Regions from separate parts of the Mus musculus genome. Here all the other regions are linked to region 4. Evidence: chromatin loops called from intact Hi-C (ENCODE). Cell type or tissue: heart. All regions are shown on one strand.

Region 1 (5,000 bases), 230 kb before region 4:
CTGTATGTGTCTGTGTGTGTCCATCTGCGTGTATCAGTGTGAATGAATGTGTGCATCTGTGTATGCACATGTCTATGTCTGTGTGTGCCTGTGTGTCTGATGTGTGTGTGTGTCCGTCTGTCTGGTTTGTGTGTGTGTATGTGCATGTTCATGTGTATGCACTCATGCACACATGAAAAACTCCAAACACAAGCAAAAGGGCTCCTTTGATAAAAAGCTTTTTCCATCCTCCTCCTGGTGCTGAGCTCCTTCAGTCATCCAGGGCTTCACTAGAGATGGAAACCCACTAGCTATGAGACTCACTTCCCCACTTAATTTATGATTTGTCTCCCTCAGTACTTAACCTTGACAGCCTCTGTCATCAAATACCAATCAATGTTAATCCATTTTGACATCCTCGCCTTTCCACCTGCTGCCCTCTAGTGGAAGTGCTGACAAGTAGCAAAATAGTAACCAACCAAGAACTGACTAATGCACACAGGTCACCACATGCCCGCACTGGATATCACTGACCATAACTATGCCAGGAATTATCAGGACCACCTCAAGCTGTTTAGACTTCATTGGCACACAATAGACTGGCACCTATACATGAGCTTCTTTTCAGGCTTCTACCACAAGATTACACTCTCTATTCTCCCTCTTCCTCCTCTCTACCATCCTCCTCTTTTTCTAACATAAATCCCAAATTCCACTCTCTCAAAAAATAAAATAGTTCTTCATCTACCTCCTCATCATTTGGATTTTGGAAAAATTTAAAAGTTGCAGGGTTTCTTTCCTTCCAGGCACCAAGTAACAAGGTGAAAGGGTATTGATTGGGTATTATCATTGTGAAGTGATGTCATCCTAGGTCCTTTGAGATCCTGGGGTGGTCCTGTCTCATCCAAGAAGCAGTAAAATTAAAAAGCCTTTAAAGGTCATGGAATATCACACAGCTAGTGGAACAGCTAGTCCCGCAATGCAACCTGGGTAGATTAAGGCTCTCCTGTATTTCTTTAAGGTTCTCATTGTCTGGTCTTCTATTTAGTAATATGAAAATAACTTCTATGGGAAATGATGTTCGATCCAACTTAATGGTACTTACTGTATTTGTGGCAAAACCATTCAGCATTCATGTTGTTAGTGTTTAACAATTACCCTGTCTCTCTACAAACCCCAGTCCTCATTTTTTAAAATTAGGTATTTTCCTCGTTTACATTTTCAATGCTATCCCAAAAGTCCCCCAGACCCATACCCCCACCCCCTACCCACCCCCTACCCACCCCCCCACCCCCTACCCACCCCCCCACCCCCTACCCACCCACTCCCCCTTTTTGGCCCTGGCGTTCCCCTGTGCTGGGGCATATAAAGTTTGCAAGTCCAATGGGCCGGATCCAGAGTTGCTTAGCAGAGGAGCTAAGTTGAGGTAGGTAACTTTGGATGGATGATAAAGATTGTAAAAACTACACAGCTGATGCAGTTGATCCTAGATTTCATGAGGCAGCTGCTGTCTTCTACCAGCTTTGGGGAAAACTAGTTATTTATTTGATAACCAGCAGAGCAGAACCTTAACTCGAGCACCAATATAAATGCCTACCCCTCTCCTACCCCCAAATCACATATGATCACCAACAACTTTAAGCTTACCCTTTTTAGTGTGTGATGGTTTTTCATATTCTTCTTTTGTTAGCTTATTTTAGTAATTTTCCTTAAGGCACACACTAGTGTGAGGTTTCTATTGGCCAATTTTTCTTGAATAACAGCTATGCAGCATTATTCTTAGTAGCATACTCTCATACAACATCTTCAACCTCTTCTTAATATCTTTTAGATTTATTGATTTTATTTTATAAATCTTTTGCCTGTTCACGTGTATGTGAGTGCATGCATGTGTGGTGTCAGTGGAGGTCAGAAGAGGGTGTCAGGTTTGCAACTGGAGTTTCGGATGATTGTGCGTCAGAGTGTAGGTGCTGGGAACTGAACCCAGGTACTCCGCAAATGTAACAAGTGCTCTCACCTGCTGAGCTGACTCTCCAGCCCCAAGCTCCTCGACTTTCTAACTATACTACAGGGAGGGGTGTACCTCTGTCATGACACTTCTCAATGGAGACTGAAGGATTTCTTTTCAAATTTGGATTGGCTCTGTCTCCCTACATGGCTGGTAAAGTAAGAAAAGAAAACTATCTTGAAGTTGGATTTCTCATCACTTCTAAGCTTTGGTTTTTTCTTTGTTTGTTTGTTTGTTTGTTTTCAAGACAGGGTTTCTCTATATAGCCCTGGCTGTCCTGGAACTCACTTTGTAGACCAGGCTGGCCTTGAACTCAGAAATCCACCTTCCTCTGCCTCCCAAGTGCTGGGATTAAAGGTGTGCACCACCACGCCCAGCTACTTCTAAACTTTGTTATCTGCTAGGTAAATAAATTTCCAGGCTTCCAGGGCAACTGTTAAACCCCTGTTAGTTTACACGTGTGAATCTACAGACCAGACTCATCCAAAGCCTGCAAAAGCCCTTCCTACTCCACACGATCTGTGTTTTGTGCAACAGTTGAGGTTCCAGAAGAATTAATAAATCAAGAATTAATGAATCTGCTTTCCTGCTGTCCTGCCCACTGGTGCTTTTCTTGCCTCCTGGCTCTCAGCTCCAAGGATTCCTTCTATCCCCTCCTCAATTTTTCTCCTTTAGTTTTCTAACTCATAAACAGTCTGTCAACAATGCTAAGATGCCACCACAACTAAAAGGATTCACAATTAAGCCTGTTATTGAATAAATAGGCCCATATAAATGCTGGGGTTGTATCTTATTTTTACATGTATTTGAGTTTGAACGTTCTAATGGCTGGCAGCTGAGATTCAGGAGCCTGTTTCAGGGTTGGAGAGATGGCTCAGTGGTTAAGAGTACTGAGTGTTCTTCCTAAGGTCCTGGGTTCAATTCCCAGCAACCACATGGTAGCTCACAATCATCTGTAATGGGATCTGATGCCCTCTTCTGGAGTGTCTGTAGATAGCAACAGTGTACTCACATATATAAAATAAATAAATAAATAAATCAGGTACCTGCTACATATCCTTTCAATCTCTTCCTATAGCAAGCACTGAAGGTTTCATAAGGTGTAAAAAGAATTGCTATCTATTTTCTGACGTTGTTTTTAGTCTGTTTCTGTTTCCATAGTTTCTTTGCTTTTAAATTATACTTAAATAGTATGTACTATTCCCCTGCTTATGAACCCTTTTGAAGTTTGGAGATGTCAAAGAATATATGTATCTTTATGTTTTGAAAATGAAATTCTGAATAAATACCAAAAAGTGTATTTTATTTGAAGAAACCTAAAAAGAAAAAAAAAAAGGTGGAGGTAAACTCATAGGTCTGAGAGAGACATTTTCTAATGTACTATCAGTGATGCTAACCTAATGAGAGTCACAGGTGGTTATATAGTATGCAGGCAGTACAGCTGATAGTGGTCAGGACATAGGCTGGATTCCATGCTGACCCTGCTGACCTCACAGAAGTGACTTCATTGTTCTATGCCTCTGTTTCCTCATTTATAAAAGGGGATAATTAGATACTTAACACAAAGGGTTATTGAGAGGATTGAGACATATAAAGAACATTCAAAAAGCCTGTATAAACGTAAGCTGTTATCACGTGTAGAAGAAGAAAACAGAAGTCAGAGTTTTTAGGCACCTTGGAACATGGTTTCATTCTCTTTCCTCCTCCTTAGCCTTCTCTGACTATGTTGGCCCTTACAGCACACTCCTGTGTCCTAGGTCACTCTCCAAACTTTCAAAGAGTCCATGAAAGTATTTAGAAGGAAAGGGTACATATGTGTCAGGGTTTGTGATGGTTAATAATACTTTCCAACTAAAGTATCCATGTCCAATGATAATGGGCTTTAGGGCAAGAGAAAGCACCTTTTTTCTAACACTATATTTAAATGAGTGATTTTTTTTTGTTTTAAAGTTAGAAATGTACCCTACATAATTAATAGCTGTTAAGTGCTGAGAGCAGAAGAATCGGTCTTCTCTACAGACAAGTCCCCAATAGGTTGCCCAACCCCAAGCAGTCATCCCTAGACACATGTATACATGAACAAAAATACATTAACCCAGCATGTTATTTACATATGTATGTGTGTCTGATTATGACAATAATAATTAAAGGCTAAGAGGCCATGAATTTGAGGAGTTGGGAGAAAGTGGGGAGACTTGGAGGAAGGAAGGGCAGAAATTATGTGACTACAGTAATGGTATAAGAAATTCTCAAAATATAAATGTAAAGATTTTTTAATTAAAAGAGAAATTGACCCTATAATTGAAAAAAAGAACCACTGGGCTTGGGTAGAAAGGACAAACACTCTGGAGATTTCATACCTGCTCTTAGGCAAGAGGTTACACTTGAACAACACTTGTCTTCATCCGTTTAGGGGCACAGTGCCCTCATTTTGCAGAGGTAATGCCCATGAAAAGCAACAGGAAGCAGAGTTATCCTTCAAGAAAGCAGTGCGTTTGGAATATCTTTCCAGACTCTCTACTCTTTACCATTCCTCCCCCAGGGCCCCACTGACCTCAAAGGTCCCCTCTTGCCAGGTCATAGAGGACATCTGAACTAGAGGACTGGATCTCCAGCCAAAGCTAGTAAAGGTGAAGAATGCTTGGCTAAAAAAAGCCCAAACACGTGGCACTGAGCATAGCAGAGGCAGCTTTTGTTTTTGCTTGTTTGGTTAGTTGATTTTTAGAGAAATGGTATACATAACATGGTAGTTTTAAGGGTCAAAATATGGAATTGTCACATACATGAGATCAGTCATTCCTAAACACTGAGCCCAAGAGTCCTATACACCAAAAAGAGGGTGTGTAACCTTGTCTTAATTTTTCCTTATTGAGTTTTTAAGCGTATGAGTATCTTTTAAACAAAGAATCACCTTTGTTTAAAATACAGTAGACTGAAAAATATGAATGTATATTTCAGAACAAACAAACAAGAAAGTATAAAGAAAAACCATTTGAAGGATTATACTTTCTGA
Region 2 (5,000 bases), 63 kb before region 4:
AGACCCTGACTTCTCAAATATGAGGTGGCGGCAGTGACAGCAGCAGCTGCTGGGGGCTGCCTCGGACTCCTTAGACAACTTACACAGGAGCTGGTTGATGCACCCCCTTCGTCAGAGCTTCCTCTGGGCAAGTGAAAGGTGCAAGCCTTCACTTGCTGTGGTGTCTCAGCTCTCTAAGTGACCCTGCCTGTGCTGGCCCCTATGCCTGTGGTGGTGGTGCAAGCCTGAAGGAGGCAGAGTCGTCTCTGATGGCCCTGGTTGCTGATTCTCTGAAGGCTTACTGCTGCCAAGATGCTCCTGCCCATGTTTGTTGTGGTGTTTGTGGTGGCTATGAGCCTCTGAGGGCTCCGCAGTTTTATTGGCAGTAGCTGAGGTCACAGTTTTACAGAAGTCTTCATCTTCAAGACTCTGGAACAAATTTATAAACCCACTTGTTAACATGCTTATAGAATTATCATGAACGCATGAAAAAATTACGTGTAGGGCCAACATATGTTATTTCAACAAGTGAATTGGGATACACCTGGCTAGTATATCAACGAAAAAGAGCCCTATCCTAGTCTCAATGTCTAAAATTTTTATAATAGGTTTAAAGAAGCAAAACTACTAGATTTCTCTCTGTAAAATCAAAACTTAATAAACTGGCTGAAAAAACTTACATCCTAATGAAGTCAGCCAAATATTTCAGAATCTTAACATCGGTTCTGCTACAAGTCACTTTGCAAACCTGCCATCTGATCTAATCCTGTTTTCTAAAGCTAAATAGCTTCTCTCTGACAACTCAAAGATGTCAGTAAAGACTGGCAACTTTACATTCTGCTTCATGAGAAAATGTTTTTAATTTCATCAAAGCTTTGGTAGTGTTTTCACAGTTCTGTTGGATAAAAAAGCCATCATAGCCTACTTTAATTGACAGCAGCTTTTTTCTCTCTTGGTTGAACAAATAAGGTATCATATAATTGACAGCAAAACAGAAAGGTGCTGATTTGATGTAGATATCAGATCCTATGCTATGTTATTCTCCTTAGCAAATAGTTTATAAGTTTTAAGCCAATTATATGAAATCTTTCTGCCTTTTTTTTTCCAATATGGCTGGACATTTAGAGCAGGCATTTCCACAAATGCAAAACCAGAAGTAACCCCAAAATATAAAAAATTAAATCTTGATAGCACTAATTATTTAGTGTTGGTTCAAGTTTAAGAGCTTTATTTGCAACCCAGTATCCTCATCTTTAAAATCTGAAACTAACATTCAGAATTTTATAAATATTAAAATCAAAGTGGTACGATTAATGTGACCTGCCAACAACATTAGTCAATTCCTATATAATTTCAGAATATTTCTTGAACCTGAATTTAAATTTTAACACTCTGGCCAATTTGGGAAATACTGTTTAAAGATATTTTAAGTGCAAAAGAAAAAATTTTAGTCAATAAAAATTAAATTTTTATAGAAATATTTAAATGTACTTCTTTCTCATAACAAGAAGTAAATATTTTCGTGGTTATGAGGAGATATCAAGTAATTAGTGGTATACATTCCTTTTTCAGAGGAGTGTAATACTTCAACTAACAGAAGAAAAAGAGGCTAGCTCTTTAGCAAAGCTGGTTGTCCTGAATCAAGGGACAAATTAAATAGTTATCTAGTTTCAGTTCCCTGACCAGTAACATCACAGATGAGCTTTTCTCTGAACATGCCCAGGTTACCACAGTCAGAATATTTTAAATGTTGACTAAATTCTTCGAGCACTTATCCTTATGCAACAGCATTCATTAGTAGCTGACATAGTGGTCTACGATAGTTTTTTATTACCTTTAGATGTTTATTTATTTTTACTTCATGTATATGAGTCCCTTGGCTCCATGTATTGAGAGCACTGCATTTGTGCCTGGTACCCTTAGGCCAGAAGAGGGCACTGGGTCCCCTGGAACTGGAATTAAATGGCTCTAAGCTGCTGTGTGGGTGCTGGGGACTAAATGGGGCTTCTCTGCAAATGCAGCAAGTATTCTTAACCACTGAGCCATCTCTCCAGTCATGGTTTGTTTGTTTTGAAAGGCTTTCTAGATAAAAGCATCAATATGAATCTTGAAAATATGTTTTAAGGTGTGTTACCTAACACAAATCATGCATTAAAATTTTTCCTTTTATAATCGATAGCAAGCCACTTATTAGATAGATTTTTTTAAGAGTTTTCTCTTTATCCCCCAGTAAAAGCAATTGAGAAAAATGCCTACCGTGAGATTGCAGTTTCCGCACCTCTCCTCACAGTAAGCGATCTTAATGGCTTCTTCAACATATGGGAATGTGAGGAAGGAGTAAGGCAAACCAAGGTGATACACAAGACGGCCACATCTAAAAGGCAAACATAAGGTTCTACTGTAGTTTCTGTACTGCAACCCTACCTGGTCTACATTGCATTAGGTGTCAGGGGCCAAGACCCTTCCATGCCTTTAATAGATTTCCTTGATTGGAGTCTACAACTGAGTTTCCAGGATGTATACCAGGTCAGATTAGAGCAAGAATACACTGAGTTTAATCTTAAAATTTTGAATTATACATGTTACTAAATAATAAAAAATGTATAATAACTGACTCAAATATATATTTAATTTTAATTTTATAGTCTGCCAAAGACTAATCATGGGAGCTTTTCATAACTGCTTAGGCAAGATAAATTTTACAGAAGCAGAAATCATAGCACAACAAAAGCAATATCCAAGTTTGGGGCAGACTCTTATCTATTTATTATTTTTGTAGTGTAGGAATCAAACCCAGCCCTTACATCTGCTATATAATTACTCTGTCAGTGAGCTACATCCCCAGTCCCCGATTTTTTTTTTTAAGGTAGATTCTCATAATATAACTCATCTTAGCCTTGAACTCACTGTGGCATCTAAGCTAGCCTGAAACTCATGGTTCTCCTGTCTACTGAATGTCACAAGTACTGGCACATGGATGCCCTGTGCTCACTAGCTCACTATTCAAAGACCTGACACAATAAAGTCTCCAATAAAATAAAATAGCTAGAATTACAATTTGACATTCTCAAAAATGGTAAAGTTGAAATGTCCATTTTTACAGATATTGTACCCAAAATATACATCTTTACATGAGTGGCAAACTGTTGTACTTGCCACTGACTAGATTAGTTTAGAAGCCTGAAAGAATGAAATGTAATGCTAAAATGATATGTAACATGAGGCAAAGGAAACATTCGGCCCCTGTAGGACAGAAGAAAGCAAGCATCAACTAAGAATATTTTACAGAAGACAATATATGCATTGAAATTCTCTAAAACTATGAATATTTTATTAATCATAGATGTAAGACTTAGGAGCTGGTGAATGACTACAATTCCTTAACACCTGCCTGTCACAGTTTTCTGAAGGGCAGATGGCAGCAAGGCCATCCCCCCAAGACCATGTTTTTTTTTGCAGAATATTCAGTGTGAAGAGAAGAAAACTGAATCCCCCTGAATAATACAAAGTTGTTAACAGGAGGAATGTAGTAGGAAGAATGAGAAGGAGGGAGGGAGGAAGGGGAGAGGAGGCAACAGGAAGCTGTGGAAAGAAATAGCAGGGCAGAGTCTGCCATAGGGTAGAAACTGAAAATGTCTCCAACAGTAAGGAGTCCCATGAGATGAAAGGTGAACTGTGGCATTCGGTAGTGAAGAAGACCACTGTGTGCAGTAAAAGTAAATAAATAGGAAGGGCCCGGAGGACAGCTCACCTGTCATAGATGAGGAAGTCATCTTTGTTTCCATTTAAGAGAGTCCAGACATCTATGCCATCTTCTTCTTGTCTGTACACTGCGATGTGTTCTGACACCTGCTTTTTAAGATGTGAGTGTTTTAATTGGGAAGGAGATCCTTGATGGTTAACAACAATGTAAGAGATGTTAAAATATCCTTGGCTTTCTAGTTTTATGCGCAGGTCTTCCAATCTAGGGGAAAAACACATGAAATTAATGATGACATTTAGTTTGCTTATCTGTTCTGCCATCTACATTCTTTGTGCGTTCTGCGATTCTCTTATTATTTTTAACTGGCTTATTTTTGTGTTTGTTATAAGGCAACTTTTACTTTTACAGTTATTTATAACTTGAAACAATGCTAAATGTTTGCATGAACATGAGCTTCAAATTAGATAAACTTAGATTCACTTTGCATATATACAGAATGTTATGCCACTAATAGTTGGTGGATGAGTCAACCAATGTTTTTTGTTTATGGTTGTTAAATGATGCAGGACCTTTTATTAGCATCTTAGCATTTAGTGTGTGTACTGGCTTGCAGCCTTTCTCTGCTCTTAAAGAATCTGCTCCACTAATAGGAAAACATGTTCAAAGCCCAGGAATGCCACAGTAAACATTTTGGTAGTACTGGATATATCCATGGTGTATGGTGTGTATGTGTGTGTTTGTGTGTGTGTATGTGTGTGTGTGTGTGTGTGTGTGTGTACAGCTATAAGATGCCCTCATCTTTTCATTAGATGTGTGCTATGCAAACATATTTGTCTTCAAAGGTGTTATTTAACCATTACATTATTCCTATTTATATTGCCTTTTATATGCATACATTAATATTTAATAACCTTTCGCTAAGAATATCCTAAGCCTTAAAAGATCACTTACCTGGATGCCTGCAGAAGACACAAGTATCAGCTGGCTTGAAGAAGAGCAACCACTGTCACTTTGCCCTCTGAGTTTAGCATTGGATTTTGATCTCCTATGTACCACTCCGGGGCTTTGTAACAAGCAGAGCTTTGGCCTTGGCTCTCTGCTCCTCCATAGGGGAGGAGACAGAGAGCCAGGGCAAGCCCTAGGCTTCTCCACATTGCTGAGGTTGTCCTATAAAACAAGAGATGTAATCTTCATTGATAACTTCACAGTCATTGCTATGAATTTCTTTAAACACGGTAGGTACAATGCTACTTATTATAACTTAGCATATGGATTCTATTTCCATTTTGTTAGGCTCATTACGCCATTGTCATGAGCC
Region 3 (5,000 bases), 140 kb before region 4:
ACAGAGAAGTCTTTAGGGAGGAAGGCATCTGGAGCATTAAAATGGAATAAAAATCTCAACTCTCTATCTTGGACCTTTGCACAAAAGTGTATAGCTGGCAACATCAGGGGAAATATGGAAGCCAAAGAGAATAAAATGGAAGTGTTTAAATAACAAACTGACAGTTTATTTTCTGTAGAGATGCTATTGTTTCTATATGGTGTGTCTCCAAAAATATTCATGTCAGAAACTTGGTCCCAGTGTGGCAGTATTATGAGGTGGTGGGACTTTAAGAGGCTGTGTTTAGAAAATGGTTCTTAGATTATTGGGAACCTTAGCTTTGGAAGAGATTAATATAGTTCTTAGCAAATCACAATTCATTCACAAGAAAGATATTCTTTAAAAACATGTGACACAAACTACTTAGTCCCTCTGACGTCCTATGTCACCATGAGATCTTTCTCACCACACTCCCAACCTTCCATTGCCCCTCACCAGAGATGAACTGAAGCCAAAACGCTTGATCTTGAGTCTCAGAACTGCAAAATAAATAAATAAATGTCTTTTCTTTATAAGTTCCTCAGCATCAGATAGTTCTTAATGGTAATGGAAAGTGGACTAATTCAGAAGACCGAGAGTCTAGGTCTCTTGCTTCATTTTACTTATTTATTTATAAATATGTTAAGCTGTCTCAAGTCATAAAAATCTGGATCCTATAGCCCATTAGTATCATAGTCATATAGCCAGTTTGCATGTTCACATGCTTAAAAATTCCTTACACATACATAGTACTCTATTTTGTTTATCATAGGCTATACACAAAAATAAATTCATAGGATTGGATATACCTCAGTGGTAGAGAGCTTTCTTAGCTTCTACTCAGGCCCTGAATTCAACACATATCACTATAATCTATATGCATATGTATATATACATATTTAAATTTTATATATAGCTGAATCAAATGATATTCTGAAAGGTGTTTAATATTTATTAGAGCAGAATGCTTCTTGAGATATACTTTAAACAAGTTTACTTATTTAGGGAGAGATAATTCTCATTTAGTGGTTTATAAAACAGGAATTTGAAGGCAGAGTCTATATCTTGTTTATCAACATGTTATTTTAAAGGTGTTGCAGTACACATCAAATTAGAAGTCCATCCATAATAAGAATAGAAGTTAATCTCTGTTTGAGTAGTCTTCAGAGCCTTTTCTGATTTGGAGGCTACCGTCCATTGGATTTGCTTGGAGCAACTGAGAGCTTGTTCTAAGGCTATGAAGAGCATGCCATCGGCTGCATTCTGATCAGTAAGACAACATTATCAGCTCATCTTTGATTTGAAATTTCTTTATATGAATCTTTTAAGCCACTTCTTTGTTACAAGACAGTTATAGCTGAGCTACATCTTTTCAGTCCATATACCCTTTAAATCAGCCAAGAAGAGCCTGAAAAACTTCTGCAATGCCAAGAGATGAGGGATTAATTTATGAACAGGCACTCTGAATCATGACCCTTCCACTCTTTGTGTGAAGTTCCTCCCATAGCATGTGACTCATGTACATGGGCTTAGTGACTCTGTATGAATCTGATACGCAGTATTAGAAATCCCTCTTAATTTCTTTCTATCCCTTAATGGATCACCTGACATAACCAACTGCGACACTAGATAATCTTTTGGGTCCCTATGGCTGAACGTGTAGATACTAATTTTACTTAATTTAACAAATATCTCTGTTGCCAGGATTCCCCACCAGCCTGCTAACATCTCTTTTTCAGCCCTTTGATTCTGGAGCATATCCTGCAACATGCTCCCTTAAACCTGCCCATTCCCTCTCCCTGACTGTTACTCTCCATTCTTGAAATATATAGCCTATTGCCACGCCTCCCCAGAAAGCAGCAACCTGAACAGCTCCAAGCTCTCCAAGCTGTAGTTGTCCACCACTAATAGTTTGTAAGGGCAACCTTGGTAAAGAAAGCTTATGAGAAAGCTCTGGCTTTGGCGTACATGTTTGAGAGCATCAAGAAATTAATCCCCTTTCATTAAACCCAAAGACTTAGTTTCATTTTGTTTCCAGTCTGCCTATCTATTGACGGTGTACCTAAATACCTATTTGCTGCCACCTAGTGTATTGAAATGTAGTGACATGTGATTTTTTTTTTTTTTTTGACATGTGAAATTTTAATTCATTGGATGCTGGAACATAACTTACTATTCAGAATGACTCTTCATTTTGATTTCTCATAAGCTTCCACTTTATTGCTGTGACCTAAAAATCATCATAATTTTCTGTCATACAGTCTAGGGGCTCAGGAGCAAGCCAAGCCCTGAAAATGGTACCCTTGGATATTAATTAGGCTTTGCAACTCTTGGGTACATAGTAAGCACAAAACAACAGAAACCATGATTTTTACTTCATAGAGGCAGTAGAACACACTCTCACTCTTTACCAACCACAGGATCATTGGAAGTTCGGTCCCTCTTTAGACAGCATCTTTTTCTGCTTGTGGTAAAATGGGATGGCAAGTCTGGCTAGCTTCAAGCTCTAAGAATCTATGACTCTAAATAAGCCAAAGCCATGTCCCAGAAGACAGCTCTGTGCTTGTATGAATGTCATTTCTATGAGAATATCTGACCTCTGGTTATAGATAGAAGTGAGCAGAGCTCCTGACTTGAATAGGAAGGACCAAATGGCAGGCAGTGATTTTATTCTTGAGAGCTGTCCCTGGACTGTTGTCCACCAATATATAGGCTAATCATATATATATCTCCAGCCTCCTGACCTCTTAAGGAAATTTAGAAGTGAGCTCCTGTAAATAACCTATTTCCCAAGCTAGCTTAGAATGTTGCATCCCCTTTATTTAAACAACACTACATAGTGTTTTCAGTATATGTTACAATGTTTCATTTGGGGTTCTTATGAGTCTTATTTTCTCCATCAGTCAGACGGGTTTTTTTCAGTCTGGGACATCTTCAGTTTCTCATTTCTGTGAAAAAAAAAATCTAGCACATCCTGAAGGCATTGCATATGTTTCTCATAATTATGATGTTTTCCCATTTATCTTACATACATGGAGTAAAAGGTTAAAAATAAGGTGTTTTCAGATTGTGTCCACAGCACTTAGTCTCTAGCCTTGGTCTCTACAGCTATCTAGCAGCTCATAGATGCTTATAACTCTTTGAACTTAATGCCAAGAATGAAAAATCCTACAGCATACCATATGGGGAGAAGAACTTTGAAGTGAGAAAATTGTGGTTTCATGTTCCAGCTTTACCATTTACTGCATCTGTGTTTTGTCAAGAAATTATCTGACCTCTCAGAAGCATCCCGTTAGCTATAAGTGAGGATCACAACACTAACACACAACATTTTATACACAGAAGTGTGTGTATGAAATAACAAAGCACATGCTAGGAGTATGGCATACAGTAGGAACCTAATCTCTTCTAGAATACTTTTACACAATGCTTAAGTAAATGTTCTGCTTATATCCAAAGTCAGGGGATGGGGGAAGACTGAAGAGATGACTCAGTTGACAAAACACTTGCCATGCAAGTGTGAGAACTCAATTCAGACTTCCAGAACCCATGGTGCAACAGCATGTATCTCCAATACTCCAGAGCTCATGGATCATCTCTTTTGGTATAGGCAATTATGAAGAACAAAGAAATGTGTCTCAAACAAGGAAGAAGGTGAGACCCAATAATGAAGCATGTCCTCTGATTTCCATACACATATACCATAAAATGTTCATACCTACAACACACACACACACACACACACACACACACAAATAGCATGCATGTACTTTACACAAAAAATATTTTTTCAATTACTCAAGTTAAAAGTAATCAGAATAGTTTTATAATTCTGTGATACATTTACATTCAGAAGCTATTGTCATCAAATGTGATTCTGTTGCCCAAGATGTAAATTCTAGGAATGTGGAGAGACATGGCCATCATGCAAAGAGTGCTCCTAGCATCTAGTAGGCAGAGGGTAGGAATGATGTTAAATATTTCAAATGCACAATAAGGCACTGGGAACATGGATTACCTAGTCTAAAATACCCAAAGTGCAGAGGTGTAAAAAGTTCTGTTGGATTCTAGATACTTAATATAGAAATTCTGAGTAGACAAATAGAAAAAAATGCTTCCATTTTGGTTAGCTATGAGGAGTTTCACCTTGCCAAGGGTTCATATTTTAATTATGAAATATTTTTAATTTTAATTTTAATTATGAAGACTAAGATCAAGTAAAGTTTTGCTGTTTTTCCTTGAAAGTCAATTCCCAGCTGTATCTAGACCTACTAAAGCACTAGAAATAGTGTGTAGCTCTCCTCAGTCCTGGTAGTAGTTATTTGCCAAAAACTAACCACAAGTCAAGTACTGTGTAACTCACATCTCAGTGACTATAAAGAATAAGGACAATAATTCTGCTAGCAAGTTGTACATTTGAGAATCAACCTCAAATCCCACTAGTTTCCAAGCTCATCTTTCCATGGTTATATTAATGATGTGATCCATGGGCATTTGTAACTCTCTGCCAAAGCTTACCATAGCTCTTCTCTCTGGACTCACACGGAGATGAAGCCTGAGAGTCAACCTTGCTCCCAGGATCTGCTTCCAAGAATTTTACACTAACTTCCGTGACTCAGCAACTTACACAGTTGGACTCTTAGCTGAACTCTTGTAGTGTATTAGAAAGTACAATGGGAGAAGTCCTGGAAGACAGCTGTGAGCTCACATGTTCACTCCATGCCAGTGGAAGTCAAGACCTGATCTATTTGAGAGACACCAAACCAATCATGGACAGCAGAGAGTCATGCTGACCATGTTGCCATCCTCTGAGAGCTACAGAAGCAGTTTTGCATCTTTATTACATGGAATTGTGCCCCCCACACCCCGCTTCCCCAGGATTCAGTACATGCTGCTTCACTTTGATAATGCAATCCCTATTTGGCATGTTTCCCCCCAAGACTCAGTATCTGAAGGGCCTTTCAGTATAAACACTTGAGAAA
Region 4 (5,000 bases):
CTGGCTTACAGGTTCAGAGGTTCAGTCCATTATCATCAAGGCAGGAGCATGGCAGCATCCATACAGGCATGGTGCAGGTGGAGCTGAAAGTTTTACATCTTCATCAGAAGGCCTCTAGGAGAAGACTGGCTTCCAGGCAGCTAGGATGAGGGTCTTAAAGCTCATGCTCACAGTGACACAACTACTCCAACAGGGCCACACCTCCCAACAGTGCCAATCCCTGGGCCAAGCATATACACACCATGGCAGGCAAGCACATGCTTCATGAAGTGCACGACCTGCATGTGGAGGATGCAGGATGTGATTGCTCTCACACATGGGGACCAGCTTCTAAGAGAAAGACTTGTGCATAACTCTCTATGCTAAGCATTTCTGAGCTCAGATGGAGACCAGAGCCAGTGAGGAGCCGAGCATTAAGAATAAACGCTGGTTCTGGAGGTAACATGTTCCCCTCCTTCCCTCTGACCTGTTTTATCTCTCCAAGTAATACTTACCAAACTCAGTAGAAACCAAGAAAAGGAGGGGAGGGGAGGGGAGGGGAGGGGAGGGGAGGGGAGGGGAGGGGAGGGGAGGGGAGGGGAGGGGAGGGGAGAGGAGAGGAGAGGAGAGGAGAGGAGAGGAGAGGAGAGGAGAGGAGAGGAGAGGAGAGGAGAGGAGAGGAGAGGAGAGGAGAGGAGAGGAGACATTGGTTGAGTTGTAGAGGGGCTTCCAGTCACTTTATCAGTGTGGAGAGACTGTTAAGGCTGGGAGAGCACAAGTTGTTCATCAATTAAGAGCCTTCTAACAGAACATTCTAAGTAGAGCCTGCTAAGGCCACTGGCAATGAAAAGACAAATTTGGGGTTAAGAGGCCTAAATTCTCAGTGCTGCTTCTGGTAAAAGAGGAGCTATCACTCCTTTCCTTTCCTGGAGCACTGATTAGAAAGTGTGACCTTGATGTTATTTCTGTGTCTTTGCAATGTGTACAAGCTCGGTTAAATGTTTGGTACTTACTTTTGTAGATCTGGAGATCTGAGGACACCCTGCCAGTTAGTTGGTTTTTCACTTACACCATGTGTGTTCTAGGATCAAATTCAGACTTAGCAGCAAGCACCTTTCTGCACTGGGTCATCTCACCCACCCTGTTTAAAAAGCTAAACCAACTTTAAGACACAGGAATAAATATTCTTTTCCAGACCCTACAGCCTCTCTACATGCTAAACATCAAGGGAGGCAACGCCATCCTTTCTGTTTCCTGGGACCTGGGAGCCTGACTTTGGTAGATGCCTCAGTTCCAAAGTACAAAAGCCCCATCTGTCACATAGGCATGGCATGAGATGTTTGTTTTTCCACTGCATGAGCCCAATTACCACACAGAGATAAGCAGCCTATTACCTGGAGAGTCTAAGATGAGATCTTTGAGCAGATGCTGTTACCAAAAAACCCTCTCTCTGGAACTGTCTAGTTATTGTTTACACCAAAAAAAAAAAAAAAAAATTAAAAGTGGTTACCTGTTGTACCTGATTAACGAGTTTAAAAGATGAGATAATCTTTCTCTTAAGAGATTGCCTAAGAGATGGATATCACGGTCTGCTTAGTGCTTAGTCAGCAGCAAGACTGTTTCCATACTCATTACTTTTGTGGGAAGGTGTCTGATGTGGGTGGGGGGTGTATGCGAGCCACAGAGCTCACATGAAGATCAGAGGACAACTTTCAGGAGTTGGTTCTCTCCTTCCACTTTTCTGCAGATTTCAGGGATCAAGTTCTTAGGTCATCATACTTGCCAAGGCAAGCTCCTTTTACCTGCCAAGTCATCTCATCGACCCAAGAGATATTATTATTATTATTATTATTATTATTATATTTTCCCAAGATCAATTATATCTGTACTCATGGGCAGAAATTATCGACCCTGCCACAGAGCTAAACACACAACACAATCTGCCCATTTATAAACCACAAAGTAGAATTTGAACAAAATACAAGCATCAAAATAAATTTTATCGAACCATAGACACAACTGTAAACCTATCATACTGACATCATGCTGTGTGAACATACTGCCTCTTTCCAGGTTTCTGAAACGGGAAAACAATAACAGGAGATGGAAATGGTCCAACGTGTATTAAGGGCATCTCAAGAAGAACAAACAAACAAACAAACAAGATTGTGTGTGTGTGTGTGTGTGTGTGTGTGTGTGAGAGAGAGAGAGAGAGAGAGAGAGACAGAGACAGAGACAGAGACAGAGACAGAGAGAGAGACTTAGGACTTGTTTGCAGGAATAGTTTCAATTATCAAAGTATCATATACAAAATAAAAGGCATCCACAACCTGGAAAATCCTGTTCCCAGCATTCAATTCACAGTCTTTTGTTTTCTTTTCCTTGAATAGTTTTGTGTTGGTTTTTGTTTGTTAGACAATTATATGATTGTATATATTGATATATTTAAACTAAATGTTCATAACAGCCTTTTTCAAACTTCCCTGTATCTACATGAAAATCAATTAACTGAATATATATAATATAATATAATATAATATAATATAATATAATCATTTCTCTCTTAGAGAACACTTGAATTATGTCTAATTCTGATGTATCTTAATACCAAGAGTTATACTGGCAAGGAAATCTTCAGAAAGCTACATCTAAGGATTTATTTTCAGAAACCAAATGCTTTCACCAGCAACTAATATTGTTTTCTAGAAAAGGAGTCTGTGTGCAATCATTCCCTCAGACATCCTTCGAATAGACTACAATTCAGCTTCCTTACAACTTTCATCCTTTCTACAGCGACACCTAGTGTTGCAACGGGGATTGTACCACTTCAGAAAAATTCAAATTCACTCCTTCCAACTGCCAGCAATCTCATAGGCACATAAAAAAACTTTCTCCCTACCTCTTCAACATAGTACTTGAAGTCCTAGCCAGAGCAATTCGACAACAAAAGGAGATCAAGTGGATACAAATTGGAAAAGATGAAGTCAAAATATCACTTTTTGCAGATGATATGATAGTATATATAAGTGACCCTAAAAATTTCACCAGAGAACTCCTAAACCTGATAAACAGCTTCGGTGAACTAGCTGGATATAAAATTAACTCAAACAAGTCAATGGCCTTTTTGTACACAAAGGATAAACAGGATTAGAAAGAAATTAGGGAAACAACACCCTTCTCAATAGTCACAAATAATATAAAATACCTTGGCGTGACTCTAACTAAGGAAGTGAAAGATCTGTATGATAAGAACTTCAAGTCTCTGAAGAAAGAAATTAAAGACGATCTCAGAAGATGGAAAGATCTCCCATGCTCATGGATGGGCAGGATCAACATTGTAAAAATGGCTATCTTGCCAAAAGCAATCTACAGATTCAATGCAATCCCCACCAAAATTCAAACTCAATTCTTCAATGAATTAGAAAGGGCAATCTGCAAATTCACCTGGAATAACAAAAAACCTAGGATAGCAAAAACTCTTCTCAAGGATAAAAGAACCTCTGGTGGAATCACCATGCCTGACCTAAAGCTTTACTACAGAGCAATTGTGATACAATCTGCATGGTACTGGTATAGTGACAGACAAGTAGACCAATGTAATAGAATTGAAGACCCAGAATTGAACCTACACACCTATGGTTTTATGAAATTCCTAGGCAAATGGTTGGACCTGGAGGGCATCATCCTGAGTGAGGTAACACAATCACAAAAGAACTCAAATGATATGTACTCACTGATAAGTGGATATTAGCCCAGAAACTTAGTATACCGGAGATATAAGAGATAATTTGTAAAACACATGAAACTCAAGAAGAATGAAGACCAAAGTGTGGACACTTTGCCCCTTCTTAGAATTGGAAACAATCACCCATGGAAGGAGTTATAGAGACAAAGTTTGGAGCTGAGACAAAAGGATGGACCATCTAGAGACTGCCATATCCAGGGATCCATCCCATAATTAGCCTCCAAACGATGACACCATTGCATACACTAGCAAGTCTTTGCTGAAAGGACCCTGATATAGCTGTCTCTTGTGAGACTAGGCCGGGGCCTAGCAAACACATAAGTGGATGCTCACAGTCAGCTATGGATGGATCACAGGGCCCCCAATGGAGGAGCTAGAGAAAGTATCCAAGGAGCTAAAGAGATCTGCAACCCTGTAGGTGCAACAACATTATGAACTAACCAGTACCCCGGAGCTCTTGACTCTAGCTGTGTATGTATCAAAAGATGGCCTAGTAAGCCATCACTGGAAAGAGAGGCCCATTGGACATGCAAACTTTATATGCCCCAATACAGGGGAACGCCAGGACCAAAAAGTGGGAATGGGTGGGTAGGGGAGTGGGGGGGATGGTATGGGGGACTTTGGGGATAGCATTGGAAATGTAATTGAGGAAAATACATAATAAAAAATATACAAAGAAAAAAAAAGAAAGTGAACACAATAAATGCAGACAAATATGCTGATGGTTAGGTAGACATGTAAAAAAAACAGTTGGGATCTTGCTACAATCTGAACTCTTGATTTACAGCCTCTTTACAGCAGGCTTCTCGGTGTTGGCTCACACTAGTGTCACCTGGATGTCTGGTGGCCCTTGGCTGTGATCAAGCTCCCCTGGGTGATTCTAATGTGTAGCCAAAGTTGAGAGGCACAAGGACTTGTGAGGGATTACCCTCCCTGTATTTCCCTTTGTAAGTACAATGGTCAATCTCAATTGTCAACTTGATTGGATTGAGAAGTGTCTAGAAATAAGCACTCCTCTGGGTATGTCAGTGGAGACATTTCTAGAAGCAATTAGTTAAGGGAGAGGCCTTCCCTACGTGTGGGATGTGGGCAACACTTTCACACAGCCTGTAGAGGAATACAGAATAAGAGGAGAGAATGAAGACAGCCAACAGACACATGTTCTGCCATCCTCTACATCAGAAATTCCTCCTTCAAGTTATTCCTCAGATTTTTGTCATCACAGCAGTGAAAACCCTAAAGCAGGAGATCATCTGAGGTCCTGAAGAAGTGTAAT

What was found. Hi-C counts contacts between places; a loop is a spot of excess contacts. Peaks named below come from ENCODE experiments on the same cell type or tissue, not always from the same donor. Only the 100,000 strongest peaks of a DNase experiment are listed, where the experiment ranks them.
Region 1: a loop joins it to region 4, with 2.6 times the contacts of the local background. A loop is called at or near these places in 8 of 42 quality-filtered maps.
Region 2: it touches region 4 in a loop (4-fold over the local background); 13 of 42 quality-filtered maps call a loop at or near these places.
Region 3: a loop joins it to region 4, with 12 times the contacts of the local background. A loop is called at or near these places in 9 of 42 quality-filtered maps.

What each region holds. Positions count from the first base shown.
Region 1 is chr15:3,437,159-3,442,158 of GRCm38, reverse strand. The region is part of intron 2 of Ghr (growth hormone receptor); the gene reads left to right. Among named protein-coding and RNA genes, the nearest start is that of Ccdc152, 140 kb to the right of the region's middle. In heart, CTCF peaks have their summits at 424 (motif pointing left) and 2,955 (motif pointing left); a DNase peak (open chromatin) is centred at 4,628.
Region 2 is chr15:3,274,510-3,279,509 of GRCm38, reverse strand. Selenop (selenoprotein P) reads right to left here. Exons shown (of 5, transcript NM_009155.4): 2 at 4,634-4,849; 3 at 3,731-3,943; 4 at 2,236-2,353; 5 at 1-408. The coding sequence starts at 4,836. Among named protein-coding and RNA genes, the nearest start is that of Selenop, 6.0 kb to the right of the region's middle. In heart, a CTCF peak has its summit at 1,889 (motif pointing right); no DNase peak of the experiment used is centred here.
Region 3 is chr15:3,353,542-3,358,541 of GRCm38, reverse strand. The region is part of intron 3 of Ghr (growth hormone receptor); the gene reads left to right. The region is part of intron 4 of Gm41254 (a long non-coding RNA gene); the gene reads right to left. Among named protein-coding and RNA genes, the nearest start is that of Ccdc152, 53 kb to the right of the region's middle. In heart, a CTCF peak has its summit at 2,101 (motif pointing left); no DNase peak of the experiment used is centred here; H3K4me3 peaks cover 219 bases.
Region 4 is chr15:3,211,682-3,216,681 of GRCm38, reverse strand. Gm52192 (a long non-coding RNA gene) reads right to left here and starts at 1,237. Exons shown (of 3, transcript XR_003951557.1): 1 at 993-1,237; 2 at 10-278. In heart, a CTCF peak has its summit at 2,779; no DNase peak of the experiment used is centred here.